Linked DNA regions of Homo sapiens: region 1 is linked to region 2. A link is a loop called in an ENCODE intact Hi-C map of the cell type or tissue named here. Cell type or tissue: CD4-positive, alpha-beta T cell. All regions are shown on one strand. Each heading gives the region's core, and the rest is flanking DNA. Links, peaks and the distances in the headings are about the cores only. Region 1 overlaps DNAH10 (dynein axonemal heavy chain 10). Region 2 overlaps SCARB1 (scavenger receptor class B member 1).

What was found. A loop is a pair of places that touch in the nucleus more often than their neighbours do. Peaks named below come from ENCODE experiments on the same cell type or tissue, not always from the same donor. Only the 100,000 strongest peaks of a DNase experiment are listed, where the experiment ranks them.
Region 1: it touches region 2 in a loop (2.8-fold over the local background); 9 of 110 quality-filtered maps call a loop at or near these places.

What each region holds. Positions count from the first base shown.
Region 1 is chr12:123,903,536-123,908,535 of GRCh38, reverse strand. All of the region lies in intron 57 of DNAH10 (dynein axonemal heavy chain 10), which reads right to left. Among named protein-coding and RNA genes, the nearest start is that of DNAH10OS, 29 kb to the left of the region's middle. RefSeq lists an enhancer at 400-694. In CD4-positive, alpha-beta T cell, for the core only: CTCF peaks have their summits at 2,821 and 3,020 (motif pointing left); a DNase peak (open chromatin) is centred at 3,005.
Region 2 is chr12:124,766,563-124,777,766 of GRCh38, reverse strand. SCARB1 (scavenger receptor class B member 1) reads left to right here. Exons shown (of 13, transcript NM_005505.5): 13 at 1-911. Among named protein-coding and RNA genes, the nearest start is that of SCARB1, 92 kb to the left of the region's middle. RefSeq lists enhancers at 3,060-3,219, 3,280-3,329, 3,340-3,499, 5,621-5,690 and a silencer at 3,410-3,704. In CD4-positive, alpha-beta T cell, for the core only: CTCF peaks have their summits at 5,554 and 5,753 (motif pointing right); DNase peaks (open chromatin) are centred at 2,856, 3,436 and 5,766; H3K4me3 peaks cover 752 bases.

The DNA.
Region 1 (5,000 bases), core at 1-5,000, 870 kb after region 2:
AAGGTCAGTGAAAGCCACAGGAGTCTCCCAGACCACGCCATGGAAAGACAGAAGTGGAAGAGAACAGCACAGACAAGGCAAAGCAGGAGAGGAAGGAAAAGCAGGAGAGAAGAGCAGGAGACAGAGGTCCCGGAGGGCATGGATGCAGTGTGGGGGCGGCCAGGCAGGGGCCCAGGCATTTGTGCTCTGGTAGGAGGCTGGGGTGAGCCAGAGAAGAAAGAGGGGGATGGAGGGACAGAGGGGGAGACACATGCACAAGAACAGAGACAGGGAGACAGGGAGGAGACAGAGAGACAGGGAGGAGACAGGAAGACAGGGAGGAGACAGGGAGGGGACAGAGAGACAGGGAGGAGACAGAGAGACAGGGAGGAGACAGGGAGACAGGGAGGAGACAGAGAGACAGGGAGGAGACAGAGAGACAGGGAGGAGACAGGGAGACAGGGAGGAGACAGAGAGACAGGGAGGAGACAGCCTGAGCAGACAGCAACCTGGAGGCTTTCTGCAGTGAGCAAATCCCCCACCCCTCCTGACCCCGGAACCCTCACACACTCCCACACAGACAGCAGAGGAGAGAAGGCCCCATAGTGTACGGACAAGCCAGGGCAACAGCCAGGAGGGAGGGCGCCCACACTTCAGCACAAAGCCCAGTGATGAAAGAAAGGCCCTGAGTCCCCGGGAAAAGGCTCGATCACGCTGGTGTTGGCTGCTTAGGAAAGCGGCGGGGCTGTCAAGTGTCTTTAAAAGGTCCCTTCAGGGTGGATGGAAACCAGGCCCCGGCCACCGCTCTGTGAACAAGCAGGTGGGGAAAGAATGGGGCAGATGTTTTCAGATTCAAGACAGAAGGAGCCCAGGCCTGCGGCGGGGTCCTGAGCCCTTGGGCAAGTTAGGAACCAGCCAGGGCGTCAGTTTCCCCATCTGTGAAGTAGAGACGCAGAACTGGAACCTTCCAGTTCCCAAATCCTCTGAGTCTACCAAAGTGACGTTTTCTGCTGTTGGGTTGCAGGCCACGCTCTGGGATCTCACTTATCCAGAACATACCACTTTCCACAATGCCGGATGACCAAGGTGTGTGAAATGTGGAGGGTGCAAGTCAAGAGAAAGGGAGATGTCTGTTTAATTTGATTCCTTTCTTCTATCACAAAACAAACTCAGGAATGAGAAAGGGAGAATGATATGCTACCCTCCCTAGAGGAAAATAATCCTTATAAACCCCACTCCCCACCTCCCAGTACTCTACCCCTGACACACCAGCTGTCTCTGCTTTTTCTCCAGCCGAGCTCCTTGCAATCTCAGAGAAGGTGCCCCCTCCGCCCTCCATGACCATGACTAGGTCAGGTCCCAACATCCACTGTCAGAGCAGCAAGGACCTTTCCTTCCTAACCTAATCCTACATAATTTCCCCATGCACATGGGATTCCTATAGGAAAACAGAGTGTCAGCGCCACGCAGTGAAGACCCTGCCTGCCTCACTGCTGATGGGCCCCAGTGCCTGCTCAGGGCAGGGGTGGGGTGGGGGACAGACACCCACTGACTACTGAATGAATGAAAGGAAGAAAAGTGAAACTCAAGAGCCAGCAACAAAGGGAGGCTTTTATAGTTTTATAGTTAGAGAAACATCTACTTCTAATCTTCATGACTCTTCATCTTCCTGCCTTAACATTTAATGATTTCTACAAAGAGGATTGAGTATGATAAGAAGGAAGCGCTTTTTAAGGACTTAAAAGATTATAAAATTGTCAAGATGTAAGTGCCGGCTCATTGCGCTTAACATCCAAATGACCTGAGAAAAGCCAGATTTTACTCATCTGGAAAAACTCAAATTGGATCCAAACTCACACAGAACCCCAGGAAAAAAATCCTCAATAGATAAAAGATTTAAATATAAAAAATTAAAACATAAGAGTACCAAAAGAAATCATGGGGAAATTATTTTACAATCTTGCAGTGTGATCAGGCCTTTTAACTAGGACACAATATCCAAAAGCCACAAAATAGGTCGGGTGCGGTGGCTCATGCCTGTAATCCCAACACTTTGGGAGGCTGAGGTGGGTGGATCACCTGAGGTCAGGAGTTTGAGACCAGCTTGGCCAACATGGTGAAAGCCCATCTCTACTAAAAATACAAACATTAGCCGGGCATGGTGGTGGGTGTCTATAACCCCAGCTACTTGTGAGGCTGAGGCAGGAGAATCGTTTGAACCTGGAAGGCAGGGGTTGCAGTGAGCCGAGATCGCGCCACTGCACTCCAGCCTAGGTGACAGAATGAGACTCTGTCTCAAAAAATAAATTTAAAAAAAGCCACAAAGGCCGGGCGCAGTGGCTCACTCCTGTAATCCCAGCACTTTGGGAGGCCGAGGCGGGTGGATCACAAGGTCAGGAGATCGAGACCATCCTGGCTAACATGGTGAAACCCCATCTCCACTAAAAATACAAAAAAAAATTAGCCAGGCGTCGTGGCGGGCGTCTGGAGGTACTCAGGAGGCTGGAGCTACTCAGGAGGCTGAGGCAGGAGAATGGCGTGAACCCGGGAGGCGGAGGTTGCAGTGAGCCGAGATCGTGCCACTGCACTCCAGCCTGGGTGACTGAGCAAGACTCTGTCTCAAAAAAAAAAGCCACAAAATAAAATATTGCTAAAACCTGCCACATAAAAATAAACATAGATGGCAAAAACAAACACACACATAAACCTCATAAACAAAGTCAAATAGCCCATGACAAACCAGGAAAAGATTTGCAACTCACCTTATGGATAAAAAGCTGAGCTCCCCATTATATAAAAAGCCCCTGGAAATGGTTTTGAAATAAAAAGCAACAATAACCACGACCCAATAGATACGCAAACCAAGTTCACAGAAAAGGAAATACACATAACTCTTAGACACACTTTTCTCATAGGAAAAAAAAAAAAGGCCAGCTTCACTCACACTAAGAGAAATGCAAATTAAAACTACACAAGTACCACTCATCTACAAAATATGCAAAAATCCCAACATGTGATCGCGCCCCCTGTTGGTAAGTCTAGGAAAAAGCAGGTACTACTCGTTTGGATTGTTGGTGAGGATAAATAGGTTCCATCCCCACGGCGGGGATTAGGCAACAGCTATGAACACTATAAATGCCTACACCCTGGGACCCAGCAATTCCACTTCCAGAAATGTATCCTGCAGGTGGACTCGCCCACGTGCACAATGAACTATGGTCAGATTTATTCTTTGCCACGCTGTTTGTAAAGGCAAAAGACTGGAGACACAATCAATTTATTTAACAAACTCATCAGTAAGGCCTTGTTAAATAAATTACGGCACAGCCACACAATGGAATGTGAAGGAATGTTCTAAAATATCGGGGAAGTTCATCATACATCAACATGCAAAAGCTCTCCAAAATATACTGCTAAGCAGAAAAGATGCAGAAAGATATGCATAGGGTGTTATAATTTGTATATAAAAGAAGGAAAAAAGGATTTGCAGGCATCCCCTGCTCTCCAAACCCTCAGAACCTGAAGTCAGGAAGAGAAGAGACCCTTGTGTACCTGGTTGCCTTGGTCATGCATGAAAATCCTCAGGAAGTGTATATGAGAAATGATATACCCATACTACCTGTTGCAGTGTGGGAAGGTGACCACAGCTGATAGAGGACACAGTGGCCGTGGGCTTTTCCCAGCATACCTTTTGGATGCTGGAGCCATAATCACAGCTAATGCTTACATGGCTCTGACCATGTGCCCAGCCCAGTTCTTCACATATAGGCTCATATGATCCTCATGAAGACCCTGATGCAGCCGAGACAATTCTTATCCACATTTTACAAATGAAGAAACTGGAGCAAAGAGAGGTTAGATGACTTGCTAAACGTCACACAGCAAAGAGGCAGAGCCATGTATGAATGTGTAAAAATTATTCCTTTTGTACTTAGGCTTTCTCAGGGGTGAGCGGGGCACCTGTCTGCAATGCCTGTCTCACTGCAGGGGACACATGCCACGCCCTCTATTTGGCCCCATGGAAGCTCCCCCCCACTCCTCCACCTTGGATTGATGGAAGGGACTCACCGTTCCTTCTCTTCAAATAAATCCCCTTCAAAAATCCTTCCTAGTCTCTGCTTTCACGATGTTTTTATGCTGCTGACCTGGGAGCAGTGGCCCAAATCCTATCACCGGTAGCTAGAAATTTCCCTGGAGGATGTGTGTGCTGACCGTGTCTCCTACCCCTCCGCTGGGTGTGCACTTCCACTGTGTCCTGGTACCTCAGCCTAAACTTCCAACGCCTAGTGCTGAAGTTTTAATACATCGATCCTTATACCCTCCTTGACACCATCCTCAACACTGAACTAATGACTTCTTGCTGACCACAGCAGCACCTCCAAGTGACCTCCCAAGAATGAACCGGGAGGTCATTCTGTCCTGGAGTGAGCTGAATTCCATGCTCAAATTCACAAATGTTTCACCAATAAGAAAACAAGGGCACGGACTTGGACAAGGAGCGCTGCTCAGCCTTCACAGGCAGCACAGAGGCAGAGAAATAGGAAGCACAGGGAACATGCACCGCTCCAGCGGGAGCCCAGAATGGAAGCCCATTACTGACCCAGGAACGGAGCCTCTCGGCTGCGAGACCCGTGTGTGGGGCCAGGAAGACTGATCTCCTTCTGGATGAAGAGTGGGGAAGGAGAGAGCTGAGGCTCCCACGCCGAGGGGTCTGTGCGGGGCCAGGCAGCACAGGGGCAGAGGCAGTGGGCGGAGGCTGGCACCAGGACAGTGTTCCCTCCCAGGGCTTTACTCACAAGACTCAACTGACCATCAGAGCCCAGGAACAGTGCCCTGGGGAGGCCAAGCCATGCGAGGAGAAAGCTTGTTAGCCCACGCCACACCACGTTACCCTCGCTGACAGCAGATGAGCCCTCTGGTGTGGGGGACAGGGTCATCTTACAGATTGATTTGCAAGATGTATGGGGGCCTCAATAGTGACCTACTCTCACCCTCCTTGAAAGCTTCCTTGGCTGGAAATG
Region 2 (11,204 bases), core at 2,749-7,748:
AGGCCTGGGGGCCCTGCCTTCCGGGCGCTCCTGGACCCTGGGGCAAACCTGTGACCCTTTTCTACTGGAATAGAAATGAGTTTTATCATCTTTGAAAAATAATTCACTCTTGAAGTAATAAACGTTTAAAAAAATGGGATGCCTGCCTCTGTGACAGCCTTGTTTGCTGAGGTCGTGGGGGTGGGGGCCTCTGGGAAGTTCCGGGCTCCTCTTCTCTTGGTCAATAGCTCCTTTCTGGTGGCTGCCAAGAGCGTCTCTCCCAGGGCCGGGCTGCTGGCTTACCTTCCTGTTGTTTTCAAATTTCAACCTTGTGCAATGTTGAGTTTCATAGAAATACTGCATGAGTACGCCCTTGTTTAGAAGCAGCAGGGTCTGAGTCCCATCCCACAGCCCCCAGTGCAGACGCTTTTGCCACTTTTGCATGGGGCCCCCTGGATGTGTTTCTGTGCATTTATCTACAAATCCTGGTGCCCATAGGACATGCCCCGTGTTGTTCTAGGCCTTTGCTTTCTGCTCGTTACATAAATGGTGAAGAAGAGAAGCGGGTAAGAGAACAGATTGGAGCCATCTAAAAGTTCTCATCTTAAGTGTAGATCATTGCAAAGGATGGAATTTTCTCCGATTGTCATCATCGTTGATGTTTGAATATGAGACCATTTCATCAGTATTTAAGTGTGCCCGCTGGGATCTAACTAGGAGAGGAGAGGGTATTCACTGCCGAACATTTCAAAGAATATACGAACAAGCTCTTTTATGGTCAGAAATGTTAGCCCTTTTCCCCTTAAACTTGTATTTCCTTTCTTCTTCCCTCCTAAAATTTTATCTAAATGATATTTATATTTGATGCTTTTAAGCCTTTTATTAATCACTCCTATACTTGCCTGCAACATAAATATATAAGTTGAAGCAAACTTTTTTTTTTTATTTCTTGTGACCATCAAGGGTAAATTTTTTTAGGTCTGGGGCTGCCATAACAAAATACCATCAAGGCCGGGCGTGGTGGCACACGCCTGTAATCCCAGCCCTGTGGGAGGCCAAGACCGGAGGATTGCTTGATGCCAGGAGTTCAAGACTAGTCTGGGTAATATGGTGAGACCCTCATCAATACAAAAAAAATACAAAAATTAGCCAGGCGTGGTGGTGGGCGCCTGTGGTCCCAACTACTCAGGAGGCTGAGGTAGGATTGCTGGAAGCCAAGAGGTTGAGGCTGCAGTGAGCTGTGATCATGCCACTGCACTCCAGCCTGCGAGACAGAGTGAGACACTGTCTCAAAAAGAAAAAATACCATCAATAGGTGGCTTAAACCATTTATTTCTCACAGCTCTGGAGGCTGGAAGTCTGAGACCAGGGTTCCAGCAGGGTTGGGTTCTGGTGAGGCGTCTCTTCCTGGCTTCAGACGGCCGCCTTCTCTGTGTCCTCACATGGCCTTTCCTCGGTGTGAAAGGGGGAAGAGAGAGGGAGAGCGAGAGCTCTGTGGTGTCTCTTATAAGGACACTGATGCTATCAGATCAGGGCCTCATTTAATTATTTTCTTAGAGGCCCCATCTCCAGACACAGCCACACTGGAGGTTAGGGCTTCAACAGGAATTTTGGGTCAACACAAACATTTAGCCTATACCATCTGGATTGCCTTTCAAGTCTCAGGACACAATTGGTCAAAACTATATTACTATGTTTTATGTGACATATCAAAGTAGCAAAATTTTATTGGAATGCATGTCCTTTTGGTATGCATTTTATATATCTTTTTCATTTACAGATTAGAGTTGTGTGTGAGTGTGTGTACAATTCCATGAATTTTGACATGTTTATAGAGTTGAGTCATTACCCCTACAATCAAGACAAAACAATTTCATCATCCCCCAAGATTTCCTCATGTCTTCCCTTTGTTTTTGTTTGTTTTACAGTGGGCTCCCATAATTTTTTTTTTTTTTTTTTTGAGACAGAGTCTCGCTCTGTTGCCCAGGCTAGAGTGCAGTGGTTCAATCTTGACTCACTGCAGCCTTCACCTCCCAGGCTCAGGAGAGCCTCCTGACTTAGCCTTCCGAGTAGCTGGGACCACAGATGTGTGCCACCACACCTGGCTAATTTTTTTTTTGTAGAGATGGGGGTCTGGCTCTGTTGCCCAGGCTGGTCTCAAACTTTTGGCTTCAAGCATTAGTCCCACCTCAACCTACCAAAGTGCTGGGATTAGAGGCGTGAGCCACTGCACCCAGCCTGCGACCTGTGCTGCCTTCCTCCCACTTTGTAGGGAAGTCCCTCATCCCCATGCTTAGCCCTTGGCCACTAGCTATTTTTACCTTTTCCAGAATGTTCTAAATGGGATCTACAGCCTGTAACCCTCTGAGCCTGGCTTCCTTCACTCAGCACTGTCTCTAGATGCATGCCTGTTGTTGTGTGTAGCAATAGTTCCTTTCTTTTCACTGCTGAGCAGAACTCCATGGGGTGCACACACCAGTGCTTTTCAGCCGTTCACTTATTGAGGGACACGTAGAGTGGTTGCAGCCTTTGGCAATTGCATTAGTTGGTTTTCACGCCACTGATAAAGACATACCCAAGACTGGGTAACTTTTAAAGAAAAAAGGTTTCATGAACTCACAGTTCATATGGCTGGGGAGGCCTCACAATCATGGTGGAAGGCAAAGGAGAAGCAAAGTCATGTCTTACATGGGACCAGAGAAGAGAGAATGAGAGCCAAGTGAAAGGGGAAACCCCCGATCAAACCATCAGATCTTGTGAGACTTACTCACCACCAGGAGAACAGTATGGGGTTAACCGCCCGTATGATTCAATGATCTCCCACTGGCTCCCTCCCACAACATGGGAATTATGGGAACTACAATTCGAGATGAGATTTGGGCAGGGACGCAGCCAAACCACATCAGCAACTATGAACAAAGCTGCTGTGAACGTTCATGTACAGATTTGTGTGTGAAGGCGTACGTTCATTTCCCTGGGGTGTATACCTCGGAGTGGAGCTGCTGAGTCAAACTGGAGCTCTGCGTTTCACTTTTGGGGGACTGCCAGTTTCACAGTCGCTGTACCAGGCTGCATTCCCATCAGCTCTGCGTCCTCACCAGCATCTTGGTGTTTTCAGTTTTAAAAAACTTCAGCCCTTCGTAGTGGTTTCTCATTGTGGCTTTTATTTGCTTAGAAATACTTCTTGTCCTGAGATGAGTGGGACTTCCTCTCCACCCCCAATTAATTCATGTATCCGTGAATGACTGTCACGTATTGCTAGAATGAAACCAATTTTTACCATCAATTCTTTGTCCCTGCAAGTGCAGAGAAGCCTTGTTTTCATAAGGAAGTCACTGGGAGTGGAATTCTTATACTCCTTCTGGGTAGTATGCGAATGTCACACGGCGATCTGTCATTGGAAGCGATTCTCACTGATCTCCCAGCAGACAGGTCCGTTTGACCTTTCTTCAAATTTGTAGAAAGCAGCAAAGTGGAAACCACCGGCTTGCAAAAGCATTTCTTACCCAATCTTTAGATGGGTTCTCGAAACCTGTGTCCGGGAAGTTCCCTCTGATTGGGGCTGGAGGTCAGGGAGGCTTTGCCCGTTGGCTGTAGAGTGGAGGGGTGGGGGGTCTTGTGACCTGCCCGGGGAAATGGCAGGCGAGTGACAAGCTCAGGAGAGAGTCCAGGCCCCGAGGATGGTTCCCTTCAAACTCCCCATGTCTGATCCTCTGGGAAGCTGAGGCCAGCTTTGGTTATTTGATAGCCACGGTGAGGATTTTGACTTAATCTGTGTATGCAACACATCACAGACAGTTTTAACTCTTGCATTCAAGTCTACCTGCTCATAAAACAGAAAAAAAGACAGGCCCCAGAAGGCATTCGGTTTTTTTTTTTTTTTTTTTTTTTTTTTGGAGACAGGGTCTCACTTTGTCACCTAGGCTGGCACAATCACTGCTCACTGCAGCCTCAACCTCCCAGGCTCAGGCGATCCTCTCACCTCAGCCAGCCTCCCAAGTAGGTGGGATTATAGGCCTGTGCCACTACACCCGGCTAATTTTTTGTATATTTTTGTAAAGATGGGGTTTCGCCGTGTCGCCCAGGCTGATCTCCAACTCCCAGGCTCAAGCGATCCGCCCGCCTCGGCCTCCCAAAGTGCTGGGATAACAGGCATGAGCCACTGCCCTGGCCCTTAAGTCATTCTTGTGTTTGTGTGTGTGTGGGGTGTGTGTGTGTGTGTGTGTGTGTGTGTGTGTGTGTGTGTTCCCGAGGGACTTAGCCTCCCGTGTGTCTCATTGGGTGAACATCTTGCTTCTGAGTGAGGTTTGATTTTTTTGTAGGGTGTGCGTTTGGACACATCCTTGGTCTTAAGCCCAGCCAACGACCTTAGCCAGGGCTCAGGGAGGGAAGCACCGCCTGCCCCACAGCTGGAGGGCTGGGGTTCGGGACACCCGGTCGAGCTTCAGTGTCTCTGATTCTGAGCATCTTTGACTCTGCGAGACTTTCTTCTCATGCCTTCACTTCAGGCGCCAGCCCCTGCCAACGATGGGACTCCACTACTTACCATGTTGATTTAATTTGGCTTACTTTTTTTCTTAAAGAATTTTATTTTAAAAGGAAGGCAGTCATATCTGTGAAATTATGGGTCCTTTGGGCAAGTAATAGTTTTCCAGTCGCCATTAAAATAAATACCTAACTATTAAGGACGTTCCTCCCAGTACCTCGAAGCAGCCTGCTACCTGCAATCTCTGCACCATCCCATGATTGTGTCCCATGCACCCTTCTTCCTGCTCGGCCTGCATCGCCCCTGCGTGGCCTTTTCCCCCCTCTCTGCCTCTCTCAGTCTTCGCCATCATCAAAGGCGCAATTCCAGCCATGCCCTCTCCTCCAGGAAGCACCCCTCCCCCATCACTCCTGCTTGCTGTTCTTCCCTGTCTCAGGACTCCTGGGGCACTTTGTATCTCAGTTGATACTAGAATGTTCTAGAATACCAGAAGTCCTGACACCAGTTGCTGTAACCCCAAACTCCAAGGACCTGCAGCATAAACCCCGGTACATGCCCTTGTGCTGGAAACGAATATTTTTGGCCGGGGCGGTTACTCACATTCCTTAGTACTCCTTGGCTCACGCGGACACCCATTCTTTCAACACATACTTATCCAGTGCTCACTACGCGCTAGGCACAGGGGGTGCAATTGTGGACCAGACAGAGGCGGCCCTTCCTCTCAAACAACTTTACAGTTCTGCCACTTACTAGCTGTGGGACCCTGGACAAGTCACACAGCCTCTCTGGAGACCTACTGTTCTCTCCTTTAAAGCAGGTGACTCAGATCTGCTTTGCAGGGACGTCTCCTGCTTTGCAGCGATGTCACCCAGGAGAGATGGGTGAAGTGGATAGTGAATGGAGTGGGCCAGGGCGGTGGTCCTCGGCTGAAAACAATGCCTCTCGGGGTCAGCGTGGGGCTCAAGAGGTGGCGGCCCCGTGGGTGGGTCCAGGGCCAGGGACCCTGTGTCCGAGCCCCTGCCCTGGAGCCATCCTGTCTCACCTGAAGGCTCTGCCAGTCTGGTCCACTGGCCTCCCGGCTCCCACGCGTGTCCCGAGCCGTCCATTCTCCAGGTAGCGGCCCTGAAATGTTAATCTGTCACAAGGGTCATCTTTGCTTGAATTGTGGGTGACTTTTCCCCATCCTGGGGGTAAAGTCCCCCCGACTTGTCTCTCCATCCGCGATCCCCTGCAATCTGGCTGCAGCACGCGAGACTTCAGGACGATTCCGAGCTCGGCCACTGGGGGGCGAGCTGTGCACACAGGTGGTCCAGAGGCTGCTGCCTGGGAGGGGCTGCGGATCACCCGGTTCCTGGAGCGGAGTGGATTGATTTTAAACTGGGGAAGCTGTGGTCCACAGCCTGGCTTCGGAAACCCGTGACCCCTAGAAATTGTATTTTACGTGTGTGTCTGGGCGTTTTATTCTGGGAAGCATTTCCTCAAGTCTTCAGATTTTCAAAGGGGTCTTAACCCTTTCTCTCTGGGGCCTTGGGAACAAGAGTGACAACCCTATAACAGGGCGACCAGGGTCACACGATGTCTGCTCCTCCTTAGCGTGCTACTCCCAGTACCTGCGTGCTACTCCCAGTACCTGCGTGCTACTCCCAGTACCTGCGTGCTACTCCCTGCTCTGCTCAAGTTGCTGGGTGGCCTTGGAGCAATTCATAACCTCTCTGAGACTGCCGTGAGGTGGGAGTGAAGATTGCTGTGTACGAATCTTTGAGAACCCCTGTAAGGGTGGAATCGAAATGGACGTGTGAGGGCTGGGCGCGGGGGCTCACGCCTATAATCCCAGCACTGTGGGAGGCCAGGGGTTCGAGACCAGCCTGGGCAGTATGGTGAAACACCGTCTCTACTGAAAATACAAAAATTAGCTGGGTGTAGTGGCGGGCACCTGTAATCCCAGCTAGACGGGAGGATGAGGCACGAGAATCGTTTGAACCCAGGAGGTGGAGGTTGTAGTGAGCCGAGATCATCCCACTGCACTCCAGCCTGGGTGACAGAGTGAGACTCCATCTCAAAGAAAAGAAAAGAAAAGAAAAGAAAAGAAAAGAAAAGAAAAGAAAAGAAATGGATGTGTGAGCATTCTGTACACAGCCTGGGACGATTATGAAAGCTCTCAAATGCTGAGCCTCCAGCAAACATTTATCACACACCTACTGTGTGCAGAGCACTTGCTGGGCTCTGAGAGGGAGTCAAGCTCTGAGAAGTCTGTGTCGATTTGTTCATTCCTTCATTCAGCAAATGCTGTTTGGGTGCTCACTGTGTGTCACACACCCTCATATTTATTGCGAATCGGCTTGGGTTAGGTTCCCCAGAAGCAGACACTGAGACCAAGATTCCTGGCCAGGGAGTGTCCCAGGAGGGCAAAGGGGACTCTAGCAGCCCAGGGTCACGGACAGCTCTCAAAGGCAGACCAACAGGTCTTGGGTTTTGGATACAAAAATGCTCCAAAATCAGGGGTGTGCAAATACAGTAAAAAGAGGATTCATTTGGATCTGCTTAGAACACCAAGGGTATCCGCTTCAGAAATACAGAGGTGACCGGGTGCAGTGGCTCACCCTTGGGAGGCCGAGGTGGGCGGATTGCTTGAGGTCAGGAGTTTGAGACCAGCCTGGGCAACATAGTGAAACCCCATCTCTACTAAAAATACAAAAATTAGCCAGGTGTGGTGGCACACGCCTGTAATCCCAGCTGTGGGAGGCTGAGCCACAAGAATCGGTTGAACCTGGAAGCAGAGGTTGCAGTGAGCCGAGATCTCACCACTGCACTCTAGCCTGGGCGACAGAGTGAGACTCCATCTCAAAAAAAAAAAAAAAAAAAAGAAGAGAAAAGAAAAGAAAAACAACAACAACAAAGCTGGACGAAGCTAGAAAGCTCCCTGCCCTCACAAACTTGCCTTCTAGTGGGAGAGACAGCTGGCGAGTAAATGCATGAGTAAGGTCACGTATGAGTAAGGTCACTCATAAGTAAGGTCACACATGAGTAAGGTCACTCTGGGAAGCAACGATGCCAGGATAGAAAGAAGAGCAGGGGGTGCACCGGAGAAGAGGTGCTGGGCAGGGGGGCTGCTTAGATGAGAGCACATTTCCGGAAGTTTCCTCTGAGAAGTGCCAACTCCTGAAGGCTTCATGGGAATCTGGAGAAGAGCACTCCAGGAACCGGGAAGTACATGTGCAAAGGGCCTGGGGTAGCAACACGCAGAACAGAAACGGTGCGCTGTGGCTGGAGCCCAGAGAGTGGGACTGAGTGGGAGAAACGCAAACTGCTTTTCCTCCTCTGTTCACCCCACAACAATCAACACAGAAGACTTCTGTGACCAAATATGGGGGGCTCCCCCCACAGCAGATCAAATGAACACCTAATTCTGCAGCGGATGCCAGCTGGGGGCCCTCTGATTCAACTCAATTCTGCCGCTGTCTACCTGGAGGCAGTGTCAGACCCCACAGGTCGAGGGTTCAGACCCCAGGGCGGCCCCTTACTCCCGATGCCCCTCTCAAGCCCTGGGATGTGTCACCTGTGCTTCTCACAGACCAGCTGTGAATTGGGGTTCCCACGACCCTGTCTTTGGGTTCAATTAATTTGTTAGAACGGCTCACAGGGCTCAGGGAAGCACTGAGCTTATTTATTATAAAGGATGTTAGAAGGATACAGATGAAGAGATGCTAGGGAGAGGCATGGGGGAGGGGCACGGGGAAAGGGCATGGGGAAGGGGCATGGAGCTGCCATGCTCTCCAGGACACCACCCTCCAGGAGCCTTCCCATGCTCAAAAACTCTGTCCTCTTGAGTTTTTATGGAGGCTTCATTAGGTGGGCGTAATTTTTAAAATTATATCATTTTAAATTTTTAAATGTTTAATTTTTGTAGGTTCATAGTAAGTGTATACAGTTGTGGGGTGCATGAGATGTGTTGACACAGGCATGCAATGTGACGTAATCACATCATGGGAAGGGCGTATCCACCCCTTCAAGCATTTAGCCTTTGTGTTACAAACAATCCAGTTACACTCCTTCAGTTATTTAAAAATATACAATCAAGTTATTCTTGACTATAGTCACCCTGTTGTGGGATCAAATAGTAGGTCTTATTCATTCTTTCTCTATATGTATATGGTTTTTGTATACATGGGCATGATTGATTAAACCACAGGCCATTGGTGATCAGTTTGACCTTCAGCCTCTCTCCCCTCACTGCTGGAGGTTGGGGACTGGGCTGAAAGTCCCAGTCCTGTAGCGCTGACTTGGTTTTTCCTGAGACCAGTCCCCATCCTGAAGCTGCCTAGGGGCTGCTGGCCACCAGTGAGTCATTGGCAAACTAAACACTTTGGAGATTCCAAGGATTTTAAGGCAGAAGACCAAATAAATATTTTACACGATCACAGTGGGAGGGGGTTGGAGGGAGATGGAGGTGGAGAGCTGGGGGGCCTCGCAGTTAGGATTTTAAGTACAGTGGGAAACCACTGGAGATTTTTCCATCAGGGAGGGCTGCGTTTGCTGTTTCTGCTGTGGGAGAGGCTGCGGGGGCAGGCGTGGATGCTGGAGGTCTGGCTGGAGGCAGTGGCCCTCCTCCTGGTGACAGATGGTGGTGGTGGTGGTGGTGGTGGCCTGGGCCAGGGCGGAGCAGTGGATGAAGAAGGGACAGATGCGGGGTGTATTTTTAGGGGCTGGAGCTCATAGAACATGGTGCTAAACTGGATGTGGGAAGGGAGGGGTGAGGACGCGTCCAGTGAGACTCTCAAGTGTCTGAGCCTGACGGCCAGGGGGAGGGAGGGGCTGCTTTTTGTTTGTTAGTTTTCATTTGTTTTTGTTTGCTTGTTTGTTGTTTGTTTTCTTTTTTGAGACAGAGTCTCGCTCTGTCGCCCAGGCTGGAGTGCAGTGGTGCAATCTCTACTTACTGCAACTTCCACCTCCTGGGTTCAAGCGATTCTCCTGTCTCAGCCTCACAAGTAGCTGGGATCACAGGCGCCCGCCATCATGCATGGCTGATTTTTGTATTTTTAGTAGAGACGGGATTTCACCATGTTGGCCAGGCTGGTCTCGAACTCCTGACCTTGTGATCTGCCTGCCTCGGCCTCTCAAAGTGTTGGGATTACAGGCATGAGCCACCGCGCCAGGCCATTTTCATTTGTTTTTGAGACAGGGTCTCTGTCACCCAGGCTTGAGTGCAGTCGTGCGATCATAGCTCACTGCAGCCTCGACCTCCTGGGCTCAAGTAATCCTCCTGCCTCAGCCTCCCGAGTAGCTGGGTCTACAGGCACATGCCAGGACACCTGGCTAATTTTTAAATTATTATTATTATTATTATTATTATTATTATTATTATTTTAGAAAGAGAGTCACACTATGTTGCCCAGGGTGGTCTCGAACTCCTGGCCTCAAGCGATCGGCCCACCTCTGCCTCCCAAAGTGCTGAGATTACAAGTGTGAGCCAGAGGGAGGTGCCACTAACTGAGGAGGGAGGCAGGAAGGTGGGGCTGGGAGCAAGTAGGGCCCCGATCCCCCAGTGCAGACCCGGGCTTAGCTCAGCATGGATTGAATGGCTGTGAACTCCCTGTGGGGGCTGCAGAGGGAGGAGTCAGGACACTGAGGTTGTTGTGTCACCCACACCGGATTCATCCCCTATCCCGGTCCACCCACCCCCAGGGCATCTGGAATGTGAGAGGCCAGAGAGAGAAAGCACCACCAGGAATCCCAACGTAGCAACAGCACAAATAACAGCAGCCCCTTTTGATGCTCAGGGGAGCACATGTTTCATGGAGCTATCCAGTGACCTGTACAGCAGGGAGACTTGAGGGGACCATTTCACAGATGGGAAGACGGAGGCTGAGGGGTGAGGCTATATTTGCAAGGTGGATCTTTTTTGTGTGTGTGAGCAATTGGTCGCGCTGTCTCCCTCTTTAGACTTTACGCTGCTGAAGGCAGGCACCGAGTTCTGTGGGGTTCGTGGTCCATGGGCATGCATGCAAATCAGTCTTTGCTGAGTTAATGAATAAATGATCTGGGGTGTAGCGAGGCTGGGGATGTGGTTGCGGGAGGGGAGTTCTGCAGACCTGCCCAGGGCCTGCCAGAGGCTGCACGTGCGGATTGTGGCCGCCAGGGGGCGCTGTGGGTCCAGCCTTCAGGGCGGCCCCAGATTCAGGGAGGCCCCAGCAGCCCGGGTCTCTCTGGCGGTCCCAGGGGCTGGGAAACGTCTGTTGTTTGAGGCTCTGGACATAGCAAAGATAAAAAATGAAAAACTGATGAACTAAGGCTGCAAGAACTATGTTCTCTTGTATGTTTACATGTAAAAATTTAACAGCTTCCATACATGAAATAGTCATGCAATATATTTTTGTGAAGTTACAAGGCTTGCAAAATTCTTAATGAACCATGTCCAGAGAGGGCAGGATTTAGAAAGGGGAAATTATCACAGTTCTTTTAATCTTGGTGGTGTGGGGCTCTAGGACAGTACATTCAAGATCTTCTCCAAAATCTGATTTGTGGTGTTTTTGTGAACTCAGAGTCCAGGCCAAATGGCTGGCTGTGGTCTCCCAGGGATGGGCAATCCTGATCCAAACCTCAGATGCCCAGAAGATATAAAATCTCAACACTGGGCCAGGCGCGGTGGCTCACACCCCTAATCCCGGCACTTTGGGAGGCCGGGGTGGGCAGATCACCTGAGGCCAGGGGTTCAAGACCAGCCTGGCCAACATGGTGAAAC